Regions from separate parts of the Mus musculus genome. Here regions 2, 3 and 4 are each linked to region 1. The links are chromatin loops, found by intact Hi-C in ENCODE. Cell type or tissue: left cerebral cortex. All regions are shown on one strand.

Evidence for each region. Hi-C counts contacts between places; a loop is a spot of excess contacts. Peaks named below come from ENCODE experiments on the same cell type or tissue, not always from the same donor. Only the 100,000 strongest peaks of a DNase experiment are listed, where the experiment ranks them.
Region 2: a loop joins it to region 1, with 7 times the contacts of the local background. A loop is called at or near these places in 39 of 42 quality-filtered maps.
Region 3: a loop joins it to region 1, with 5 times the contacts of the local background. A loop is called at or near these places in 34 of 42 quality-filtered maps.
Region 4: a loop joins it to region 1, with 3.0 times the contacts of the local background. A loop is called at or near these places in 5 of 42 quality-filtered maps.

What each region holds. Positions count from the first base shown.
Region 1 is chr17:29,243,917-29,248,916 of GRCm38, forward strand. No RefSeq gene overlaps it. Among named protein-coding and RNA genes, the nearest start is that of Gm41557, 5.4 kb to the left of the region's middle. In left cerebral cortex, a CTCF peak has its summit at 2,936 (motif pointing left); DNase peaks (open chromatin) are centred at 2,006, 2,901, 3,260, 3,287 and 1 more place; H3K27ac peaks cover 1,697 bases.
Region 2 is chr17:29,174,839-29,179,838 of GRCm38, forward strand. It overlaps Cpne5 (copine V), which reads right to left. Exons shown (of 21, transcript NM_153166.2): 11 at 1,324-1,365. Among named protein-coding and RNA genes, the nearest start is that of Cpne5, 60 kb to the right of the region's middle. In left cerebral cortex, a CTCF peak has its summit at 2,259 (motif pointing right); DNase peaks (open chromatin) are centred at 1,032, 1,695, 1,991 and 2,237; H3K27ac peaks cover 1,790 bases.
Region 3 is chr17:29,047,251-29,052,250 of GRCm38, forward strand. No RefSeq gene overlaps it. Among named protein-coding and RNA genes, the nearest start is that of Gm41556, 6.6 kb to the right of the region's middle. In left cerebral cortex, CTCF peaks have their summits at 937 (motif pointing left) and 2,098 (motif pointing right); DNase peaks (open chromatin) are centred at 2,058 and 3,638.
Region 4 is chr17:29,093,469-29,098,468 of GRCm38, forward strand. Cdkn1a (cyclin-dependent kinase inhibitor 1A (P21)) reads left to right here and starts at 301. Exons shown (of 3, transcript NM_007669.5): 1 at 301-393; 2 at 4,929-5,000. The coding sequence starts at 4,940. In left cerebral cortex, CTCF peaks have their summits at 1,540 and 2,189 (motif pointing left); DNase peaks (open chromatin) are centred at 265, 986, 1,186 and 2,051; H3K4me3 peaks cover 2,533 bases; H3K27ac peaks cover 1,873 bases.

The sequences.
Region 1 (5,000 bases):
TTGTTGTTGGTAGTGTTGGTGTTTGTTTGTTTGTTTTTGTTCCTTTTGGAGACAGAATCTTATGTAGCCCAGGCTGGCCTCAAACCCTCTATGGCCCTGACTCCACCTCTAGGGCGCTGAGATTAGAAACTTGGTTTTAGATACTGCAGAGGATTAAACTCAGCGAACAGTCTACCAACTGAGCTATATTCCCAGTCTAGATCTGCACTGGCCCTGATTCTTGATTGGACCATAGCCCTAGCTGGCCCTGAACTCACAGGCTATCCTCCTGCCTCAGCCTCCTGAGTAATGGGATTTTCAGTATGAATCATTTTACCTCAGCTTCTTCTAGGAAGGATGGGTGCCTTGACTTTCACCTCATTAGCACGTAGATGCACCGTTTCTGACCCCACAATGAGTTCTGTGTGCTCATCCCTGCTAACAAGATCCACAAGAGCTAGCTTGGCTGCCCCTGCCCTTTTCTCTCAGCCTGTGCCTCAGACTCCGCCTCTTCCCGATTAGCCTGGACTCGATGATCATCCTCCTGGCTTTGCCCAGCCTCAGCCCTGGGTCTAAGGTCCCCCCCCCCAACTCCCTTTATAGTGCTGGTGCTGGAAGCTAAGACCTAGCCCATGCCAGCAAGCACTCTGCCACTTAGCTACAACCTCAGCTCCTAGTTCCATTTGGAAACAGCCTCCTCCCTCCTGTGGCAGCCTGGCTTGCTTTGGGGCTTGCTGAACTCCCCGCTCCATGTTAAGACCTCTCCCCTTGTCTGAGCATCTTAGAAAACAGGAGACTTGACTCCTCACATTTGTCTCAAGCTGCAAAGCAGACTCAGCCCCTCCCTGTCCTGCCAGCCTCCCAGGGTCTTCTTGACCCACACTCTCAAGCCTCGGGGGAGGAGGAGGAGCAGGGAGCACAGCCTCTTGTCCAATTCCATTCCTTAACTCCTCCTCTTCCTCCTCCCCTGACTGGCTCCAAAGACCCTGGCACCCTCTCCCTCGGGCATCTAAAAAACGGGGGGGGGGGGGGGGGGAACAGGAGAGGCTGTTGCTGCCCCGAGGCCCTAGCTGTCTGTCTCTCTCCTAGTGTTTCATGTGCTGGGCAGCCTGGGAAGCCACTGAGGATGAAACATCCTCTCCCCCTCTTAAGCTCTAAATTGATTTTCATGCCACGCGATTCGTGTTTGCTTGCCTGGCTTCGGAGGTAACTGAAATGTGCACAGAATGCCAGGAGCCGGGCTTCCTGTGCAAACCGAAGTCCCGGAGGCCCTGCCCTGGCGTGCCTGCTGGAGTCTTCAGCTGCCTGCCGTGATTTCCCTGAGTTTATTAGCTCTGCCTCCCACTCCCAGCAGCTCAGCAGGCACATTTGGTGGCCTGCCTCTTCTACCTTTGGCTAGGAACAGCCGCCCTGATCTCCAGTTCTCTGATAATTCCATCAGCGCTTAGGTGAGGCTCAGGTGTCAGGCTCAGGAGCTGCCACTGGCCTAACGTCTTTCCACCCTCTCTTCTGGGATCTTCCTTCATTAGGTTTTCCCTAGTAGGGAAAAGATAGGATCAAAGGTATAATTCCATGGCACAGATCTTCCTTAGTATGTACCAGGCTCTGGGTTCCATGCACATGCGCGCACGCGTGCGCACACACACACGCACACACACACACAAACTTCCAGTGCGACTGAGGGACAAAGCAGACCAGGGAGGAAGGGAATTTTGCAGCCCTGCATTGAGCATCCATTGGAACCAGAAGCCACCCAGTACCTGAGCTCACCAAGTCCCTTGTCCCTCTGCTTCCGGAAAAGGAGCCACAAAGGCAAAGCCTTCAGGATTAAACATGGCTGAGAACGATGGTGGGCTGTGGATTCCCCTTCCTTTGATGGCTTCCTTCTTACATGTGTATGCTGACCCTGGACAGCCACTTTCCCTGTCAGTTAATGAGGAAGTAGAGATGTGCTTGGCTCCTCCCCCGCACTGCCTCTGCCTCTACTGAGTACACAGGGCACAGCTCTTAATGGAGCCCAGCCAGACCCTCGAGGAGAGGGAAGTGATTTCAATGAGCAGAGCCCAGCAGTTCGGCCATTATACTTCTGACCCAATAAACACACTGATTAGGGTCACGTGTGTCCTGGCCCCAGCGGCTGGCTTCTGGGGAGGGGCTGAGGACTTAGGAGCAGGGTGGATGTCCCCACCTGCAAGGTCATCTTCCCCCTCTATGTATCAAGGACGGGAACAAATGAAACAGAGCTAAACTCAGCAAGAAATCCCCAAATCCGTTCCTAGCCAGCAGCCTTGGGTTCATTGTTCCATCTGTCCATCTACTCTACAGGGCTTTGGTACATTCTCAGTTTGATCATCCAGAAATGGGTGTAATAAGGTCAGCCTCAGAGGTTGGTTTGGTGTTAAATACACAGTGGGCAGCGGTGACACATGCCTTTAATCCCAGCGCTCAGATCTCTGAGTTCAAGGCCAGTCTGGTCTGTAGAGAGTTCCAGAACAGCCAGGGATACAGAGAGACCCTGTCTCAAAAATACAAAACAAAGACAGAAATACTCACGTTGAACTGTTTTCTCAAGTGAAGTTATTTCCTGGCTAATGTGAGTGACTCCGAATTACCAAAGAAAGAATGACTTTACTGCCCAGGGAAGGACTAAACATTAAGGAGGAGCCAGCTTCTTTAGGACCAAGTACGTACATAAACAGGCCCAGGTTCAGGTCTCCTGCAACCCAGACATGGGAATGTCTGACTAGACCAGCCGACAGAGGATGGTGCACCTTAGCACACGAAGCTCTCGTCGGCTCACTCTGCTGGGCTCACGGCTCAGTTCTAGTTGGTGGCAATCTGAGCAGTCCTTGGTTTTCCTCATTCCAAGAGCAGCTGGTTTGGCTTAGCAAAATCATGGAAAGGTGTCTCTGCCTCTTGAGGCAGCTGAGAGGCTAAGCTGTATTCATAGTTCCCCCTAGTGGCAGAGTTCCAGAATAGCATGTGAAATGCAAACTTGGCAGCTGGAGGGATCTTCTCACATTGACCTATATTCAGACTTGAAGCTCACAGGGCCTAGTTCAAACCTTAGCCTGTCCAACAAGGAAACTAAATTTAAGGTGTCATGTGGTTCGCCAAGGTGACACAAAAGTTTTTACACTCCCGAGTTCGCACATTTTGCCCTGTGGTTTTAGACAGGGATTTTTTTTTTAAATTTATTTTATGTATGTGAGTACAATGTAGCTGTACAGACGGTTGTGAGCCTTCAAGTGGTTGTTGGGAATTGAATTTTTAGGACCTCTGCTCACTCCAGCCAACCCTGCTCACTTCAATTGGCCTTGCTTGCTCTAGCCCAAAGATTTATTATTATACATAAGTACACTGTAGCTGTATTCAGACACACCAGAAGAGGGCATCAGATCTCATTACAGGTGGTTGTGAGCCATCATGTGGTTGCTGGGATTTGAACTCAGGACCTTCAGAAGAAGAGCAGTCAGTCCTCTTAACCGCTGAGCCATCTTGCCAGCTTTCTCTTGCCTTCTTGCTCTCCCTCTGTCCTCTTGCCCCTCTCTCTGCTCAAGGCCAGCCTCTACTTACTCTTTCTCTGCTTTTGTCTCTAATATCCTCTTAACTCTCCTCCCCATGCCCAAATAAACACTATTCTATACGGAAAAAAATTAATATGTGAGTGTGTTTGTATGAGTTTATGTGCACATGTGAGTCCAGGAGGCTAGAAGAGAGGAGTCAGGTGCCCTAGAGTTGACTGGAGTTACAGGCAGTGGTGAATCTCCCTGTGGGTGCCGAGAGCTGAATGTTGGTCCTGTGCAAGAGAAGCAAGCACCGGCTCTTAACCACTGAGCCATCCCTCCCACCCAGATGGAACTCTTTAGTTTTCTCTTTCTTTCTCCTGGAGATGGGGCTCTCAGACCAGGCTGATTTCCAGACTTACCACCACAGGCAGGAATTCTAAATCACCAGTTTGGAAGAACAAACAGGAATCCAATTTCTCTGTGAGACCAAACCAGCCTTAGCTCCTATCCTTGTCGCCTGCAATTTGTCTCAACTGTCCCCAGCTGCTGGACTGTTGTCCTCTTTCCTGGCGCTCACCTAAATCACAGAAGCCTGCTCTATGGAGCCCGGTTCTGAGGGCGCAAAGTGCCTCTTGGCAGGAACCACCCGGCTTAAACACATGTTCTTGCCAGTGTTCCCTCCTCCGCACTCCGCAAGTGTGGTGCCGGAGGGGCCACGGGGAGGCTCAGATTGGCTCGAGGATCTGGGGGTAGGAGCCGATCACCATTTGTGGGGAAAGCTATTTTGACATATTCTGGAGATGTGATCCAAAAATAAACGAAGCTGAGGGCTTCCAGAGGGCCGAGTGGAAAAGGCTTTTGCTTTCATGCCAGCCAAAACCGAGGTCTGTGACTCTGGGCGCAGCTATTTCGGCCAGTGAGCCTCCATCTATTTTTCCTGATGGAGGACGTTTTATTTGAGTCACTGGGCAATAACCTCAAAAACATTATCCAGGTGCTGGGATGCATGGAATGAGACTGGCCTTGCTGAGGTCAAAGCAGGGAGGGGAGCAGGGTTCTGGGAGATGGGCATCAAAAAGTGGGTAGGAGTTAGGTGCAATGGTAGGGTACTTACCTGACAAACAGGAGGTCCTGTGTTCTCTACGCCAGCACTGGGATGGGATGACACACAAGGCTGAAGAGGTATGTGTTGTGGCTTTAAGGTCTATTGGTACCAGAGGTGTTTCCAATACCAGCTCCTGCTCTGAACACCTGCTCTGCCATGCACAGCAGTGTGACCCCATTGCAGAGAATGGCCGTGAGTTCAAGGCCAGCCTCTGACCCAACCCTAACTTTTGGATAAGAAGGTCATTCCCAGCTACAGAGAGTTAAGGGGTGCCTGGGATACACAAGGACCTGTGGAAGACGTTTCCAGGTCGCTTCACAGGTGTCCTACGGCTCCAGGGTCCCCTCCCTTCTCGGCCACTTGCCCCCGCTGACAGGCACTGTGGTGCTCACAGCAGGGCCTGGTAC
Region 2 (5,000 bases), 69 kb before region 1:
AAGTAATGGATTTCATTGTGAAACTTTCATATGTATAAACACTTTGGTTTGGGTGGAGGGGGAATTATTGGTGTGTGTGTGTGTGTGTGTGTGTGTGTGTGTGTGTGTGTGTGTGTGTATGGAGGTCACAAGACAACTTTACGGAGTACGTTCTCTCTGCCCACCTTCTCTGTGGGTTCCCAGGGTTGAACTCAGGTTGCCTGGCTTGTGCTGAACGCACCTTTGCCCGCTGAGCCATGTGCCAACGCTGGGAACTTATCTATTGTCAGTACAGGACGGAACCCGGGATCTCCCAAATGGTAGGCGGGAGCTCTAACCACTGAGCACACTTGCAGCCCCACACTGTGTCGACTGAGTTCTTCTGGGGATGGTAACTTATTCATTGGACCCTGTGGCACCTGGCGGGTGTCCCAAGTTGCCAGAGAAGAGAAAACTCTCAGGTGAAAGAGGTTTGTAAGGAACCGCTAGGAGAGGAGGAGGCAGAGTGGGTTAGAGGCATGGTGGAGCTGACCTGGATGGAAGGGATAGGGATGGTGGCGGTAAAGTTTAACAGAGGCAGGGTGGGCTCTGGGGAACCTTCCATGGCTTGGGCTTGGCTCAGCTATACTGGCACAGAGCCTTTTATAATAAGAGCGCCACCCTCGTCCACATCAGGCCCGGGAGATGCCAACTGTGACCACCCTTAAGCCAGGATATGTCTGGATTTGCTTCAGCCAGCAAGTAGGAGACAGGAAAGGATCCAGATTGGTGCTTAGAGAGATATGCTACTGTTCTGCCTAGAAACTGTCAGCCACATTTCCTCCTCATGGGGTACTGAGAACTGCCTCCCATAGCTCCCAAGCAGAAGTCACCCTCGGGCAGGCCTGACCTAGCCCTCCTCAGGCAATGCCTTGTCTTTGCTGAGCCTCAGAACTCCTCGCTGCAGCTGTCCCTACAGACCTAGGTCTATTCTCTGTGTTTATGGTGAGCCTCTGCTGAACTGTGGGTGTCTCTTCCTCTACAGTCTGGTCTTCCTACTGGGCTTTGCCCAAGGCTTCCCACAGAGAATGGAGGTGTCTGTAATGCTCAGTGTCCTATAATGGGCATTTCAGAGCATTCCCAGCTCTGTAGTTGAGGAGAGTGTGGGCACTGGCTGGCTACTGGCAGCTATGTTGGGGAGAGGAGGGCTCTCAGCATACTGTCCTGCAGGACCTCCAAGGATCTAAGCTACTACAACAGCAGACCAACCGGCATGGAACCCAGCCCCTCATTCCCAGATGGGCCTGCCTAGTTTCCCGTGGTTGCCTACATCCGCTCACCTCTCTCTCACCCTCCTGCCCTTACCTGCCGTCACGATCCCAGTCATACACCTCCACCTTGATGGTCCTGGAAAACAAACAGCAAAGAATTCTGGGTAGGATGGACCCGAGGACAGGCCTCCTGTCCCCGGACCAGGAAGGATGCCATGCAAACATTTCAAGCCTGTGTGCAAAGAAATTCTATCTTAAGACCTTTTAAGGTCTTAGGGGCAGAGGCCACCCCAGAGCCATGGCAGGACATGTTGAGATTTCAAGGATTTGGCTGAAGCAGCCCCGGGGCCTCTGTTCATCCTACCATCTTAGCTTCCCTAGATGGAGTGGAAGCCTCAGCAAGAAGCCACACATTTACCTGTGGCAGGACCATGACAGGCAGATCTCACAATAAAGCAGGGGCGCTTCTATGGGGAAGCACACGACTGGCAGGAAGGACCCTGAGTCTGGGTATGACTGGTGAAACGCCAGCTCCAGCCCTGCAGGCTAAGAAAGCACCCCTGGACCCTGACTTGGGGTGGCCTGCTGAGCTTTTCCATCCCCAAGACTGGCCTCTGAGAAAGGGTGGGATTTTCTTCACATTCTAACCCAGGCTGCTTTAATTAGTTTGTTTTGACTCCTAAGCATGGGGCTGGGCTTCGAGAGCCCATCTTATTTTTAGCCTTGTTCCCATGGCAACAGGCTAGAGGACCAGAAGCAGGAGGAGGGAGGTGGAGGGTTGCCGGTTAACCCTTGGTGCTGTCTGCTGTCCTCTGGGATGCCCAGGGATGGGGAAGCTGCCAGGCAGTACCAGGGGTCTAGGAAGGTGGAAGGTGGAAGAGGCCCAGGAAGTGTGGGTTTCTGGTCTTGAGGTCCACATGGGATGCAGAAAGCAGTCTGAACTGGCTTCTCTTCTGTTAGCATCTATTTATCCCACCGTGGTGTGGTCCATCTCGGCTCTGCCAGGAGTTGGCTTGGGAGTTGTGTGGATCCCAGAAGGGGGCGCTGTCTCCTTTCAGATGAGTATCTCCAGGTGTGTGTGTGTGTGTGTGTACAGAATGGAGCAGAAGAAAGTTCCAGAATAGAACCCTGGGATGTCCAGAAGGTTGTGCATGCATGGGCTAGCTTTCTGTAAATGGAACAATATGAAGCAGATACAGAAGCGTGCTTTAAAGGCATCCTTGGTGTTCTTATTTTATAAAGGCAAACCCTGTGGTTCCTTGAGCCAGACTATTAAAATGAAAGAAGAAATATCATGTGCCTACACTTCTTTCTTCCTTTTTTTTTGTTTTTGTTTTTGTTTTTCGAGACAGGGTTTCTCTGTATAGCCCTGCCTGGCTGTCCTAGAACTCACTCTGTAGTCCAGGCTGGCCTTGAACTCAGAGATCCACCTGCCTCTGCCTCCCAAGTGCTGGGATTAAAGGCGTGTGCCACCACTGCCCCAGTTGTACCTCAGTTTCTGAAGGTACTGGAAAGAGGCCAGGTGTGACATTGGTGGCTTCAGCTTGGACACTGGATCTGAGCCCCGTGGCCTAGAGATGGTACATCATGTCTCCGAGCCACAAGTCCTGACTGTAGGATGGGATTAGTATGGCCCTTCGGATAGCTCATGGTGTGTGTGTGTGTGTGTGCACGCACGCTTGTGTTGGAATGTCTAGAAAATGCCTCTTGATTTCCACATTATCTAACCATGCATGAATGCCTTTTTACACAAACTTTACTTAAAGTCGGGCTGTGGTGTCACAGGTCTTTAATCCCAGCACTAAGGGGGCAGAGGCAGGCAGGTCTCTGAGTTCAAGGCCAGCCTGATCTACATACAAGTCCAGTTCCTGGCCAGCCAAGGCTACATAGTGAGGCCCCATTCCAAAACAAACAAATGAGAAATCCCGAAGCTGGTGGAGATCTCCTAACACTCTCGTGAAACGGACCATCCTAGCAACAGGAAGCCTTGCTACCCAGAGCACAGACGGAGGTACTGAGTGCGTGCCTGGCGAGACACCTGTGGATAACGGCACTGAGGCCAAGCCTGCCAACCTGAGTGTGACCCCTGGGATCCGCATGGGTGGATGGAGAGAACTGACTCCTAAACCCTGGCCTCCGGCCTCCACATGGTATGCCATAGAGAAGGCACACTTTCCTCCTCCACCAATAGCTAAACACAACTAATAAAAAAACAACAACTAGATCTCGGACTGGAGAGATGGCTCAGCGGTTAAGAGCACTGACTGCTCTTCCAGAGGTCCTGAGTTCAATTCCCAGAAACCACATGGTGGCTTACAGCCATCTGTAATGGGGGAACTGATTCTTCTGGTGTGTCTGAAGACAGCTGCAGTGTACTCATATATATATATATATAATAAGTAAGATTTTTTTAAAATTAAATTTCAAAGTTGAAGGGCCTGACTTCTTTCTTTTTAAAAAAAAATATTTGTATGTATGTATATGAGTACGCTGTAGCTGTCTTCAGACATACCAGAAGAGGGTATCAGATCCCATGTGGTTGCTGGGAATTGAACTCAGGACCTCTGGAAGAGCAGTCAGTGCTCTTAACCGCTGAGCCATCTCGCCAGCCCCAGGCCTGACATTTCCTTGTCTGGGATTTTGGTTGTGACGCATCTGAAGAATCCTCCAGGAGCCCCAGCAAACTGCAGAGCCACCACTGGCCTCTTCAGTCTCAAGCTTAGGATTCACACCCTGGCTGATTCAGAACCAGCAGGTGCAGGGTGCAGCGTGGATGGGGCGGTGGGTAGAAGCTCCCCAGGGGACAAGAACTGGCTGCTGAGGCTGGCTGGGAGATCCCCTTTGTGTCCGGTTAGGTCTCCCCTAGGCAGCCTGGGGAGGAGCTGCTGAGCTCAGAGGCTGCACCTCCAGCCTGAGCCTGGGTTGGGAAGAAAGAGAAAGAACGGCTCCCAGATTCATGGGAAGGCCTGGTGAGAAGCCCGTTGTCACAGTCCACAAATCTGTTGCAAGCCCAAGTCATAGCAGATGGGATTTGGGACCCACGGGCCTGAGCTCTGTCCCTTTACCCAGGTCCTTGCCAGACTGGCAGTGACTACAAGAGCTAAGAGAATGTTCTAGGTGAAGGAGACAGGTGGCCCGTAAAGCCAATGTCCCATATAGCACAGCAAGGCTAAGAACTCAGAGTCTCAGGGAAGGGGGTGAGGGCAGGGAAGGGCATCACTCTACAGTAGCCCAGGGCCGTGCCCCAGATCCTGCAGGCAGTGGCTGTGTAGCTCTGATGGCTGTTCCTCTGTAAACTGGGATGGTTATGTCCTCTGTGAGGGTGCTGTCCCCAGCCACCCTGTAGGCACTGACATGGCTCTGCCTGGCACACTCAACCTTCTCTTCATCCTCAGACAATCCTACCGTCTGTCAAAATGTCCTCCACGGGTCAGAGATGGTTTTGCTCTCTGCTGTCGTCAGCTCGGCTCCTAGGTCGGTGTCTGGCAGATGTTAGGCATTCTCGCTTTCCAGCTAGCTGGCGGGGATCACCTAACACCTCTGTGAATGGGCTACGCTGGTAACAGTTCCCTGGTCTCACAAAACACAGCCGAACATCCTGGAGACAAGGCCAGGAGTCAGTGTCCCAGGCCCTTGGCACTCAGGGCTGGAATCTCACAGCCATATTAGAGAGAGACTGGCCGGTGGGGGTGCAGGTGAGGCCTCCAGGTCCCTTCCCAGGGTACTGACCATGGTGTATACTCCATGGTCACCTCTGGACCATGGTGGTAC
Region 3 (5,000 bases), 200 kb before region 1:
TTGACTTTATGTAAACCTTGAACTTGACAGTGAGCCTTCTGCCATTGTCTCCTGACTGAGAGTCTAGATATATAGGCCATGTCTGGTTATTTATTTACTTTGAATCTTTCTTTGAGACGGGGTCTAGTTAATGTAGTCCAAGTGGTCTTTTGAACTACAGGCTCTTCTACTAGAGCTTCCTGCTTGCAGAGATTACAGCTTGTGCCACCTTGCCACCATTCAGAGATGGTTTTGAGTGTCAAGGATAATTTGAGGTAGAAGGTTTTTTGTTTAACCCTTTCTTACCAGCACAGGAATCAGGAGGTGAAGACTAGTTAATCCTGACAAGCCTGGTGGGGCTGAGCTGAGCAGCCACCAACTCAGGGTACCTGAGGCCCATCACCTTGAGTGTGTATGGCCTAGGGAATACAGGTCAGCCACAAAACATAGTTACTTCCAATATTAAAACAGAGCCAGCAAATTACCACCTTCTAGACTATGAGATGACCCAGTTCCTAACACATTAGCATTCAAGGTGCTCTACCAACGTGGCTTGGTAGAGTGCTTGCTTAGCATGCATGAGGCCTTAGGTATCATCCCTGGCATCACATGAGACCAGGCATGATGGTACATACTTATAATACCAGTGCTTGGGAGTTAGAAGCAATGGGGTCAGAAGTGCAAGGTGTTTTAAAAAAGCAAACAAGAAAGATGGTAGTGGTTGCACACCTTTAATCCCAGCACTCAGTGGCAGAGGCAGACAGATCTAGAGAGTCCCAGGATAGCCAGGGTTACATAGAGAAAGGGAGAGAGGAGAGGAAACAAAGGAAAGCAGAGAGATGGCTCGGTGGTTAAGAATGCTTCTTGCTCTTGAAAAGGACCTGAGTTCAGCTCCCAGCACCCATGTCAGGAGGTTCACAACTGCTTTGTAACTAACTTCAGGGGTCTGATGCCCTCTTATGGCCTTTGAGGGACACACACACAAGATAAATCTTAATAATCTCAATAAGCGTTCTTAGCTATGTAGGGAATGTAAGGCCAGCCTACAGGGCAGGGAAGAGTGCTGTATGGCAATTCATGCCTACAAAACACAGGGCATGACAACATGCACACAAAGGGTCTACCTTAATGGCTGCCCATGAGGCAGGGGATCACAGGGACCTCCTGGAAGAGACAAAAAAATATGCAAAACAGGAGGTGAAAATAGAAACCACTGCCTGGTGATAGAATTAAGTCACCCACTTAGTATTAAAAAGTTAATAATAAAATTTGGGGGCTGGAGAAATGGCTCAGTGGTTAAGAGTACTGACTGCTCTTCCAGAGGCCCTGAGTTCAATTCCCAGCAACCACATGGTGGCTCACAACCATCTGTATGCCTTCTTCTGGTGCGTCTGAACAGAGTGACAGTGTACTCACATTAAATAAATCTTTAGAAAATAATCATAAAATACGAGCACAATCAGAGATGGCTCAGGGGTTAAGAGCATTGGCTGCTCTTCCAGAGGACCCAGGTTCAATTCCCAGGACCCACTCTGCAGCTCACAGCCCTCTTCTTAGCCTCTAGGGGCATACATGATGCATGCCATACATAAAACACCCAGACGAATAAGACCAACAGGGAAAGGAAGCAGGATGGCTCTGGGCTCAACAGTGATACATAGTAGGTGCCTCACCACAGTGTGGGGCTCAGAAGAGCTTTCTGGGAGGACGGGGATCATTAGACACACCCACTCCTGTCAGTGCCAGGATTCGTGCCCCGGGCCAACCTCCAAGACCTGACAGAAGATGTTAAGGGTGGCTTGGAGAGTAGAGGTCACAGTCACTACTTTGGGGTCTTCATCACTGTTAGTTCACGAAACCCATCAGGATGCCAGGACATTGCCACCAACCATCACTGTAACTGATGACAGTGGCCTGGGTCATTATGGGCACCAGCCAAACGCTGATTTCCAAGGTTCCACTGCTGTTTCCTATGCCAATGGAATGTACCTATAAAACGGCAGTCACGGGTCTTGGTGGCATATGGTGGTGGGGGGTGTGGGGAGTAGGAGCCTGTCTAACCAGCTGGCCACCGCCCCGCCCTGGGCACAGAGTCTGTAGTTCCGCCTCAGATCACAAGGTGGCAGCAGCTAACAGTTCCAGACAAGCAAGGGATCCCAAAAAGGCCTTCAAAAACAGCTATTCCATTTTATTATGTTTCGTTTGTTCTATATTTTATTTGAAAGAGGGTCTATAAACTAAGAATAACCTTAAACGTTTTTCTCTTTTTTTTTTTTTTTTTTTTTTAAATTTGAGAGCTCTCTATATAGCCCTGGTTGTCCTGGGTCTTGCTATGTAGGCCAGGCTGGCTGTGAAGTCACAAAGATCTGTCTACTTGTACTGATTGTGTGTGTGAGTGTGTGCATGTGCATGCACTCATGCTTGCCCGTGCAGCTAAGTGGCCTTAAGTGTGAGGCGTGGAGGTGGTTCTCTTCACCTGGTGTGGGTTTTGGGGATTGAACTCTGGCCATCAGGTTTTCAAAGCAAAAGAGGCAAGGGTCTTATCTCCCTAAGTCATCTTTTGCCCTAGAAGGTGAATCTTTCTCTATACTTGTTGGCCCCTCCCATTCACTATCATAGAGACGTTTATGTGTATGTGTGTGTGGGTGCTCGAGTGCGTGTGCTCACTTGTGTGCATGCTTGAACACGCACGCATGTCCTCTTGAGTACATGCAGGTAAGGTGTGACTATAGGCGTGTGTGTAAAGCCATAGTGTAATGTGTGACTGTTTCTGTAGCTGGCAGTGTGTGAGGTGTACCCTTGTGACTAAGTCTGGGTAAAAGTGATGTAACTGTGTGTGAGACTATGTGGGCGACTGGCTATACGGGATGTGCCCCTATCATTGAATGTGGATGATGGCCACTGGATGACTGTGGGGTGGAGGGTGGGGATCAGCAGGCTCAGGTGTCGCCAGAGAGGCGGGAGGAAACTATAAACCTGGGCAATGGCCCCTTATCAGCGAGTCCTTCTGCTGGGTCCACAAGGGCAGAGGGCAAAGTCCATGCAGATAAGAGTGCTGGGCGCCAGAGGTATTTAGGAAGAGGAGGTGGGGTCCTACACTTGGAGTCCAGGGGAAAGAAAGAGCCCATGCTAAGTTCCATGAAGCTCCTAGATCTGGGATGGAGCAACACTGAGTGCTCAAACAGCCTGATCATCTCTTATACAGTGGGCAGGAGAAACGACCCTCCCAGGCTCAGCTTCTCCACCTGTCTTATGGTAGAAGGCTGTGGTCACCTTTATAGACCCTGCATATAGACTGGAGAAGACTCTGCTTTAACACACTCAGAAGCGTCCTACGAAGGGACCGGTGCTCATGAGGCATTGTGGACGAGAGAGACTGGGAGAGGAGCCCACACAGAGCCCGGCAACAGCACTGCTAGCTATAGCTGTTATTTTTCAGTCCTCTGCCACCCCAGCCTTCCAGGGACCACTGCCCTCTGGCTAGCACAAACCCTGGCTATCCCAGGGTGTGGGTGTCTGAAAGCACCAGCCAGCCTGAGGGGCTGCCATTGTGGTGACCTTGGAGACCAACCCTAGCCAGCTTCTGCCAGGGCTTCTGGCAGCTGAGCACCCCAGTTCTCTTAAAAAAACTCCATCTCGAGGAGTTTCTCCAGTTTCTCCTTTTGTTGGGAACGGGGCCGGGGAGGCTTGGGTGTCATTAGGGATTATTTTCAAACTACCGCCTTCCATCAGGTGCTGGCTAGAGTCTACTGGTCACCATGGAATTTCTTTTTTTAGTGTGTCAACAGCCGGGTTGTAGGCAGCTGTCCCCCAGCCAGGGCGGGAAGCCGCCTGTTACCCCGAACTGCCCGGCTCGGATTTCCTGGGCAGACACTTGCCTGCCTTTCATCTCACAGTCACGGAGCCCGGAAAGTGACTTCGAGACCACACGTCTTGTTGTGTCTAGTTATTCTGATGGCTTCACCTGGGAAGCCCTTTCCAAACATCAAAACCACACAAGAAGAGGGCATTTGGGTGGCTGGAGAACCTCTTCACCCGGGCTGCCCCTCGGAGGTGGTGGGCACAAAGTGCCAAGTCAGAGAGGAAGCTGAGAAAGCATTAAAATTCCCATCACAAGCTAATGTGTGTCTCAGAGCTAGAGCTGGTCCTGAAGCCCAGGAAGCAGGGAGGGGGTGGAGGAGGGAGTTAGAATTGAAAGCTCTGAAGGAACCTGGCCCTTTAAGAGAGGAGAGTGTGTGTGTGTGTGAGTGTGTGTATTTATGTGTGTGTGTGTGCATGTATGTATGTATGTGTGTGTTGATGTGAGTGTGTGAATGTGTGTGGGTGTATATACATGTGTTTATGTGGTTGTGTGAATGTGTGAGTGTGAATGTGTGTGTGTATGTATTCACATATATGGGAATGTGTGTATGTGAATAGGTAAGTGTGAGTATATGGGAATGTATGTATGTATATGTGCATATTTGTGTGAGTGTGTGTATGTGTATATGTGTGAATGTGTATATGTATGTATGTGTATGTATGTATATGTAAAAGTACATACATACACGTGTATGTGAATGAGTATGTATATGTGTGTATGACTGTATGTGTGTATATGAATGTGTATGTGAGTGTGCATATAAGTGTGAGTGTATACATGTGTGAATGTGTGTATGTGAATATGTGTATTTATGTATGTGTGTATATTTGTGTAGGAGTGTGTATGTGTGTACATGTACGTACATGTGAATGTATGTATGTGTATGTGACAGTGTGTATGAGTGTATGTGAGTATGTGTGTGCGTGTGTATGTTGGATGCCTAGGTGTGTTAGGAGAGCAGTTGCCCTGAACAGATCATAGAATGGAGAAATTCAGCGTGTTTATTCAGCATCTTTTATATGCCGTGTACATTCCAGCCACTGAAGTCGGTGAGTGAGATGGAATCCTTCAGTGGGACTGTGAAATGGGAAGAGATGGGCTGGTGAGAGGGCTCAGTGAGGAAAGGCACTTGCCACCAAGCTTGATGACCTGAGTTTGA
Region 4 (5,000 bases), 150 kb before region 1:
CCTTCCCACAGTTGGTCAGGGACAGACCCATAAACACTCACTCAGCTCTAACTGTACTGTTGTTCATAGATGTATGTGGCTCTGCTGGTGCGCTGCGTGACAAGAGAATAGCCCAGGTGTGGGGGAGGGGAGGGCGCGCCCTCTTAACGCGCGCCGGTTCTAGCTGTCTGGCGCGGGCTTAGATTCCCAGAGGGGAGGGCGGGCCAGCGAGTCCCCGGGATCGGTGAAGGAGTGGGTTGGTCCTGCCTCTGAGGGGGCGGGGCCTGGGCCGACGCTATAAGGAGGCAGCTCGACGCCAACTGCAGCAGCCGAGAGGTGTGAGCCGCCGCGGTGTCAGAGTCTAGGGGAATTGGAGTCAGGCGCAGATCCACAGCGATATCCAGACATTCAGAGGTGAGAGCTTCGTGGCAGGGAACAATAGTTCTTCCCCGTAGCAATGCGCTGAGCCCAGTGGGTGTCCCCAGAAGTGTGTGTGTGTGTGTGTGTGTGTGTGTGTGGTGATGAGTGGATCACCTGTGTGTGTATATGTGTATTTGTGCGTGCCCGCCAGAGTCACAGGTGTGTCCGCGGCAGGTGGATGACGGGTGTGGGTCTGAGCGTCCGTGGTGGCTGAAGGCTTCGTTTGTTGGAGTGTGACGAGGGTCAGGCTATGTCGCGGACTCGGCATACAGAGTCTGAACTCCAGGACCACGGATGGCAGCCACTCTTCCAGTCCTTGGAGACCGGGTCCGAGCGATGGCTGGCGGGGATCGGCTACCGGGAGCTCGCTTCTGGTTGCCAATGTTTCTAGGGATTCCAGGTGCGGCTCGCCCAAAGCGTGAGAATGAAGCTCACGGTGCCCCGAGATGGGTCCTGGGTGGCGGTTGTGACAAGCTTCGGCGAGTCTATCTAGAGCTTAGCGCAGAGCGGTTCTCCGATCCCATGGGTGCCGCCGGATCCCCGGTCCTTGTGAACCAAGTGCCCTGTTTCGCGGTAGCCACCACCCCACTGGGCTCTGAGGTCAGCGCGAGCTGTGTCCTCCGCCCTCGGGATCGTGCCTGGGCACGTCCTAGAGGACAGGCGAGGAGGTGACTCATTGTGACAAGGAGACCCCGGGCACTGGATTGAGACCAGAATCGCGCCACAACTGGGGATGGGTCAGTGGCAGCCCAGAAGCCCCTTTCCCTGCCCGGGTACAGCCTCGTTCCTGCCCCGTCCCCTCCCCCGCGCGGCACAGTGACCTATTTGGCGGGCACAGTATGTTCCCAGGGAACCCGGGACACGGGGAGGTCCAGGACGCGGTGTCCGGTCCCCGCTCGGCGGCGCGCCCTCGGGGACAGGGAGTCTGGGCGGGTCCTGTCCACCCTGCCAGCCCGGGAAGCGCAAAGGGTCCCACCCACCGCGCCCACCACGACCCGGACCAGTGACCGTGGGGCGCGAGAGGAGCCCGCACTGTAGAGCGGCCGGTATCCTCGCGGAGTGAGGCTTACGGGTGCCGTACATCAGACGCCCCGGGGCTGGGGCCCTCGACCCAGTCCACACCCAGTGTAGGAAGGTGACCAGGCTGAGTGCGCCCACTAGGGCACATCCATTCCACTCGGAACCTCCGGGGACAAGGGCTACACTTGCACCCTGGTCGTGCGGGAAATACTTTGGGCTTGGGTTTGGCATTTGGGGGCGCGCTGGCAGCTTCCTCTGTCCCCTACGTCGCGTTTCAGAGAGGACACTCAGGCGGTTTTTTGTTGTCCTCGCCCTCATCTATTTTTATTTTCCAGGGATCTGACTCATCGCGTGCTTTGGGCGTGGAGATCAAGGTGGAGGGGGCCAGAGCTAAGAGCACTTTCTTTGCTCTCGAGTGTCCGTGCGTGCGTGTGTGCGTGCGTGCGTATGTGTGTGTGTGTGTGTGTCTGTGTACGTGCGTGTGTGTGTGTGTGTGTATGCGTGCGCGCGCGCGCGCTCAGTCTGGTTTCCCAACATAGGCGGGAATTTAGGAAGCCTGGGCTCATCGTGACGTGTTTTGTGGCCCGGGGTCCCCCTCCTTTCCTCTCCTCTCTCCACCCCAGGGTGACGCGCAGCTCCGGTGCCCAAGCAGTTTTGGCGGGCGGGCAGCGCCGGGCAGGAAACTGACTCACCACTCCTTGCTCGGCCTACGCGCCGCCTACCGAGCGCCATTTCCTGAGTGCACAGCGCCCCCTACCGGCATCAGTGAGGACTGCAAGGCCGGCTAGGCGCGGGTGGCACCACGGGCTTCTGCCACCCCCACCGCGGCTTAAAGGGAATTAAAATATGCCTGATGGCCAGATACAAGTGATTTTAGCAGGGTGTGCTAGCGGACTATTAGGGAGGCGTGGCCCTTGAGAGACAAGGTGGAGATCGTGCCCCTCTTGGGTTCCTGGTCTTATCTTCAGCTATGAAAAACTGGGGACTATCCAGCCTTAGCCGAGTCCATTGGTGTCTTCCCTTCCTTCCTCTGGCCCCTGTGAGCTACCGTCTGGGGAAGGGCACCAAACTTGTTTTTCGGCTCAGTTTGTCTGGGGAAATGAGCCAATCTATATTTCTATATCTATATAGATCTCTCTCTCTGTCTCTGTGTGTGTGTGAAAGAGAGACAGAGACAGAGAGACAAGCTTACAAAATGGCCCCAGCTACCAGTACTATATAGACAGGCTGGCCCAGTGGCCTGGAACTCATAAGGATCACGTGCCTCTGGTGGAGTGCTGGGATTAAAGACTCTCCCCATAACATGGAGCTCAGTCTATATTTAATAAAAAAGCTTTTCCAGCTGATTTTAATGGAGTCCTCTGGTCATGCCCCTCAAGGTGAGAAGACGAGAGAATGATCAATACTAGACCAAAAGGGTCTGAATTCAAACCCCGCTTGTGAGCCCTGTGCCTTTGGACACACATTCTGAACCTGGATTAGCTCTGCCGTAAAAGAATGTGATATTGCCATCTATTAACGATAGCTTTTGGTGGCTTACAACTGCAATCCCAGCACACTAGAGGCAGAGGCAGGAGGATGACTGAGTTGTACTAAAGGATGTGAATAGGCCCCAAGCTCTACCTGTAGGCAGAGGCCATCTGAGGTCCTTTAGGCCTCTGAGGTCTGCACCTTGAGAATCCTTTTGCGGGCAGTGGGAATCCTTGTTAGACCTGTGTTTCGGTTGGTTGGTGTTTAGCCAGGCTCTCACTATGCACACCAGGATGGCCTTCAACTCACAGACATTTTGCCTCTGCCTCCCGAGTGCTGTGTTTTGGGAATTGGCTGTTTTACTTATTTATGGAAGCCACAATGCTGGCCACGTTCCCTATGTAGTAGCCAAGGTAGACCCTGAACTTCTTTCCCTACCTCTGCCTCCAGCGATTACAGGTGTGTGCCGCCACACCCAGTTTTATAGAGAGCTCCTTGCTTAGCACAAGGCCCAGGCTTTACCATCGGGGCCCCAGACGCTTCATCTCTTCTGGCTTCCTACCTTGAATCATAGTCTGGGTACCCCCTTCTCTCTTCCAGCTGTGGGCAAACTCACCCTGAGGTCTTAAGGAGCTGGGCGTGTGTATGTGTGTGGTAGTGTATGTGGTAAGAGCCCAGGGGGTCTTGCCTCAGGAAGCCACTGGGGCTCACCTTGCAAGCTCAAAGGCCCTCCTTAGAAGCTGCATCCCCTAGTCTTGGAGTCAGGATGGGCCACTCAGGTATCCCTCTTTCCTGGAGAGGAGCCAGGTAAACCAACACCTTTAACTTTTTTTTTTTTTTCAGTGCCTGTAAAACGGGTTCCTTGGGCACAGGCTATAGGCACGTCTGGGGCTGGGAGGTGTCTAGACTCCAGATTACCTGATCTGCCTGGCAGGATGTGGCTCAGCCTGGGAGAGAGCCTTAACCCCGCTCCACCCCTTCAGACTCTCCTCTCCCCCAGGCTACTGCCTCCCCCCAGGCTGCTGCCTCCCCCCAGGCTACTGCCTCCCCCCAGGCTGCTGCCTCCTCCCAGGCTACTGCCTCCTCCCAGGCTGCTGCCTCCTCCCAGGCTACTGCCTGCCAGCGTCCTTTGGAAAGGCCTCCAGCCTGGAGCACCTGTCAGTGACAGTGGGAGGGAGGGAGGGGCAGGGAGGAGGCTCTGTCAGAATTAGGGGCAGAGAGGCACGCTCATGGCTTCTGTTTCTCAGGATTGCCTATGTTAACTTAGTTCATTCTCAAATAGGGAGCCCAGAGATGTTAGGGTACTTATTCGGGGTCACCCAGCAAAGCCTTGATTCTGATCTGGGCAGTCTAGCTCCGGCATTCTCGCGCCTCTCTCCCAGCCACCATGCCAGCCTCGCGAGTATGCTGCCACAACCACACTGGCTAAGAAACAGAGGCTGGAGACATGGAGTCACTTTTTAAAACTGGTGCCAAGTAGCAGCACTAATGCTATACAGTTTATGTGTAGTATCCCAAAGTCCAGGGCACTTTTTTTTTTTTTTTTTTTTTTTTTTTTTTTTTTTTTTGAGACAGGATGTCTCTGTATAGCCCTGGCTGTCCTGGAACTCACTTTGTAGACCAGGCTGGCCTCGAACTCAGAAATCCGCCTGCCTCTGCCTCCCGAGTGCTGGGATTAAAGGCGTGTGCCACCACGCCCGGCTGTCCAGGGTACTTTTGATTGGCCTGATGGAGTTAATCACCAAGACAGCAGGGTAGGGAGACCACTGGACCTAGCAATTCACACGTATTTGGGATGTTCACACCCATGAAGAACACGTTAGCACATTGATTTTGGCTAATAGAATTCCTGGGGTAAACAGGACGGTGACTCCTACTTCTGTGGACATCACCCGTGACCTTGGGGTGCAGGGCTGGCTGAACTCAACACCCACCTTAGTCTCATGGTGTGGTGGAAAAGCACCTGCAAGGACCAGAGGGAGCCTGAAGACTGTGATGGGGTAGTTTCCATAGTGACCCGGGTCCTTCTTGTGTTTCAGCCACAGGCACCATGTCCAATCCTGGTGATGTCCGACCTGTTCCGCACAGGAGCAAAGTGTGCCGTTGTCTCT